Regions from separate parts of the Homo sapiens genome. Here region 2 is linked to region 1. The links are chromatin loops, found by intact Hi-C in ENCODE. Cell type or tissue: psoas muscle. All regions are shown on one strand.

Evidence for each region. A loop is a pair of places that touch in the nucleus more often than their neighbours do. Peaks named below come from ENCODE experiments on the same cell type or tissue, not always from the same donor. Only the 100,000 strongest peaks of a DNase experiment are listed, where the experiment ranks them.
Region 2: a loop joins it to region 1, with 4 times the contacts of the local background. A loop is called at or near these places in 16 of 110 quality-filtered maps.

The regions. Positions count from the first base shown.
Region 1 is chr2:208,060,867-208,063,366 of GRCh38, reverse strand. No RefSeq gene overlaps it. Among named protein-coding and RNA genes, the nearest start is that of PLEKHM3, 37 kb to the right of the region's middle. In psoas muscle, a CTCF peak has its summit at 1,059 (motif pointing right); no DNase peak of the experiment used is centred here.
Region 2 is chr2:206,692,861-206,695,360 of GRCh38, reverse strand. DYTN (dystrotelin) reads left to right here. Exons shown (of 12, transcript NM_001093730.1): 8 at 484-595; 9 at 2,038-2,186. Among named protein-coding and RNA genes, the nearest start is that of DYTN, 24 kb to the left of the region's middle. In psoas muscle, a CTCF peak has its summit at 1,510 (motif pointing left); no DNase peak of the experiment used is centred here.

The sequences.
Region 1 (2,500 bases):
TTTCTTTTATTGCCTCTAGATTTTGAGGCTTTCTCTATATCAAGGTTAAAGAAGAATTCACCCATGTTTTCTTCTAGCACTTGTGTGATTTTGTATTTTACATTTAGATTCCTACTTTGAATTTATTCTTCAATATGGTGTGACGTATGAATTTAATTTTATCTTTTTCCAAATGTACCATCTGTCCCAGAACCGTTTATTTAAAAGCTTATCTTTGTAGAACTTGAGGATAACTGGTAGATTTTAAAAAATAATAACAAAAGTTTATCTTTGACCCAATGGTTTGAGATGCCAGTTCTTCATATAGTCAATTACCATATGTGTTTCTTTCTATTTCTGGACTTTTTATTCTGCTGCATTAGTCTACTTGTCTAGTCATGGGACAGTACCACTGTGTGTTAATTATAAAAGGCTTTATAGTGTGTTTTAATATCTGTTAGTCTACTTCAAAGTTTTGTGTGTTTTTAAATGTTTCCCTGGCTATTTTTACATGTTTCTCCATATAAACTTTAGTATCAACTTGTATGGCTTCATTTAAAAAGCTAGCTGCTATTTTTATTGGGATTATGATCGTTAATAAATTGACTTGGACAACTGACATCTTTGTGCTGCTTAGTCATCCTATCCAAGAACAGGAAATGTTTTAATTATTAGGGGCTTTATAGAATATTTTAATATGTGGCAGGCTACTCCCTGCTAAAAGTTTTTCTTTTTTATTGGTTTCTCGACTATTCTTGCTTATTTTTAAAATATAAACTTTAGTATTAATTTGTTTGGCTCCATAGGAAAGTTTGGTGGTATTTTCATTGGAATTGTGATAAATCGACTTAGGAAGAAGTAACAAGGCCCCCAGATCTGATCACTTCAAAATAGATATTTTGAATGTAAACACACACACACACACGCACACACACACACACGCACACCAGAACCTAAAAATTCATTCCAGATGTGGAAAGGATCAATGTCATTCAATTTAGCAAATATTTATGTATTACCTGCTATTTGCAAATTACTATAATAAAATATAACATGAGTCACTGTCTCTGTTCTCAAGAAGATAAGCACCTGAAGGGGGCGATAAGCACTTACTGATTATAGTGAGCCTGCACAGCATTTAGTGCAGTGTCTTTTGGGGTGAGCATCTCTCTACGCCACATAAATCTACAGCCCAAATATCTATGTGCAGCACTTGGATATATCCACAGCAATCCATGGCAAAAATGCAATTTGCTTTTTCTTGCATCTGCTGCATGTTATTATAACTTCTTATTCTCTAGGGCTCTTAATCACGTCTAACATTGATCCTCACTCCCAAAATGTTCTCTCTCATAGGAGAAGAAAAGATTAAGATGAGACCATTCATTTATTCTATAAATATTCCTTGAGTACCTTCCGTATGTGAAGAATTGCTCTTGGAGCTGAACTCTTAGTGGATTACAAGAAAGACCACATCCCTGCTTGAGGAGATTCCATTCTAGAGACAGAGACAGTTCAGGCAGAAACAAACAAGTTGAACGATACAACATAATTGCAGGGTGAGGAGGTCTGTATGGAAGAAGAAGGCAGGGAAAGGAGATGAAGGGCAAGGTGCCCTTTTGGATAGGACAGTGAGGGAAAGCCTTGCTGGGGAGAAAGAATTCGGGCAGACTTGAATGATGTGAATGGGGGAATCACATGAAGGTCCTTGGAGAAGACCCTGCCATGCACAAGGAGCATCTGCAGAGCCCGGGGGCCACACAGCCAGAAGAGAAAGCAAGGGAGAGACAGGGAGAAAAAGGGCTTCAGGTGCACAGTGCCTAGAGCAAGTAGGTACTCCAGGTTCCCCAAAAGGAGTTTGGATTTTGTTCTGCGAGAAAGGATGCTTTTTTGCAGGGGTATGACACGTGTGATCTTTAAATTTGGCTGCCATGGAGAAAATGGACTGTAGTGAGGGGGAAAGGGGGAGGCTGGTCAGAAGTCACTGTGCTGATCATGTGACAGATGACAGGGGCTTGGACCAGGGGACCACAGAGGACAAAAAAAGAAGCAAAGTGGAAGAATGTGGGAATTTTTTTGGAAGACAAACTAACAGGACTTACAGATGGACTGAATTTGGGAGTGGAGGGAGAGGAAGAGCCCAGGGTGGCTCTCTAGTTTTTGGTTTGAGTAACTGGGCGAATACCAGTACCATGTATTAAAAAGAGGTGACTATTGGAGAAGGAGCAGGTTTGGGGCAAAACCATAGAGATCTATTTTAGACACATTATTCAAGATACTTGGTTACTTCCCACTAAGTTTTAATAACCTAGCATAAGTTATATTGTCCTTTTCTATTCTTCTTTCATCCCCAATTAGAGTTGTTCCCAGGACAGTGTTTAACCTAAATGTGAAAGAAGATATGGCAAATCATCATTTGATCATTTCTGAAGGTCTCAAGCATTATCCTTCTATAAAAAGGATTAAATAAGGCCGGGTGAGGTGTCTCACGCCTGTAATCCCAGCACTTTGGGAGGCCAAG
Region 2 (2,500 bases), 1.4 Mb after region 1:
CACCACTCAGGAATACAGGCCCAATATTATCATACCCTGCAAAAGTTTAAGACAAGCCAAAATTTGATTTTATTGAAATCTATTTTTAAATTAGCTATTAAATTCAAAGAATTTGAGTGCATTGTGCAGCTGCACAAAACGCAGCTGCAGATTTAAGGGTTTATCCTAAAGGTTGTAGCACACAGCACCCTGCATATAGAAGGCACTTCGTATTTTGGGAAATAAATCAGACTTCTATACCATAGCGTATATGGCATTAATATAATGCCATTTGAAAATACTATCATATGAAGATGTATTTGAGTAAACAAACGCATTAGAGTCATTTAATAATCCTATAGTTTGGGAGAAACTTTACACTGATTTGGCAGCTCAGACATCTTCTGTATATTTTGGGTTGCTCATTCTCTACCTGGATATTCTTTTTTTTTTTTTTTTCTCATCTACTAGTGACGTAAGCTGTGCTTCTATTTTAACTGGCAGATACCGCTGTCTGAAGTGTCTCAACTTTGACATCTGCCAGATGTGTTTCTTATCTGGTCTTCACAGCAAGTCCCATCAGAAGTCTCATCCTGTCATTGAGCACTGCATTCAGGTAACATTTAATGTCACATACCAAACTATTCATTAATCAATTCAGTATAAGCTATAGCCATGAAAAAACCTTCCCTCCAGTGAAACCACAGATTCTGCTCCTGTCATACATTGCAATATTTAAGACTAAGCAAGTGGCAAACTCCACCTTGAATATCTCCCAACGTAAGTATGATTTCTTCACATTGTATGTCTCAGTGGAAGTTTTTGGCCACAAGAACAGGCCAGAGTTCAGTCTGAAGTGATTGATCAGATACTCTGGAATAGAAAATGTCAGTGAAGAGTTACAGGGAGCAGCACTGGAAATGGGTACAGATGGAAAAGAGAAGGGCTCTGATATGGCAAAAATGATGCAGCAAGACTTCTAGTTACTAACATATTTTTGGAGAATTTTTCTTTTTTAACATGTCTTTTCCTGAACCCTAAATTTCAAATATTTCTTCTTTAGGAAAAAAGAAAGATTATTATCTCAATGTTGACTGAAAAAGTATACAACTAAAACTTCACAGCTGCCTTTCAAATTTTTTAAAATTATAAATACCTAGCAAGTGAATTCAGTTCTTTGTAAGAAGAGAAACAGCATAGTACATTTTAGAAAAAAGCATTCTATTTTTTCCCAGAAAGAACATTTTCTTTTCATTACTAAATTCCAGTGAGTAAGTTTCTTCACACAGATGGCAACCTCCTCAAATACCACAATAGCGAAGGATGTTGACTAATTAACTTTGCCAAGGATAGTTTTCCCTCCTTCTCTCCTTTACATGAATGGCCTGCAAAAGTCAAGTGCCTGAATCTTGCCAAATAATTTCCAGTGGGCATTGCCTTACCCAGGTCCTCAGGTTCACAGGCCTAGGATCTACCTTCCTAGTGCTAAAAGTCTTGGATTTGTTGATGTTAGAGTGACACCATGTGGCCACTTTGTTATTACGCTTTAAATTTCAAGTGCTGAAACCCTTGAAATGAGACATCTCATTCCTTCTTTGCATTTGGTAGAAGTTCTTAACTTGGGGTGAAATAAATGGATTTCGGGTGAGCCTGTGAGTCCACTGAAATTGTATGCAGAATGGAATGTGTGAGTATTTCGCTGGAAATAAATCCATGAGTTATCATCCAATTCTCAAAGGCATCCACAACCCTAAATGTGAGCAACCACAGGCTTAGTCCTCTTTGATGCCCTCCTCTAGGTGTAGAATGCCAAATGACGGGGTTACTCTAAGGAAGAGGACTTATTGAGGGGGTTTGGGGTGTTTAATTTGGAGACTTATGCTATTTCTATGAGAATGTGAAGAAATTCAGGGACAAGAAGGAGGTAAGATTATTTTTCTGAGGACTTAAGAGAAATAATTCCAAAAACTTTCATGGTGGCCAGTCCATCCAAGTAAGGAAGGAAGACCACACGTAGACTGATCTGACGCTTTTTAAAAATGTTGGCCCTTTCAGCAGATGTCAGCAATGCAGAATACAAAACTTCTCTTCAGGACCCTCAGAAACAACCTTCTTCAGGGGCGCTGTAGGAAGAAAGAAGCAGCGAGAAGGCAGCAGCTGCTGGACCAGGTGAATCCAAAGGGTGTGCCTCACCATGCGCAGGCCAGGTGAGTGGCTGCGAGGATTGGCTGATCCCACAGAGCAGCCACCAAGGGCCCTGGGTGTTATGGTAACCGGCCAGCAATCTTTCTAATGCTGAAGATCCTAGACAAGGCAGGAGGAGGGGTGAGGGTTGGACTTCAGATATTTTTTTCCTCTAAAAAGGGCCTTTAATTTCAAAGTAGAACTAAGAGGCCACAACACCTTTTGGTGACCCATCCAGATGTTTAGAGTTATTTCTACAAATGAAACCATCAGAAAGACAAAGAAGATTTTTAATATTAGAATATTTGAATAACTTTGTTATATTCCTAGTTTTTGC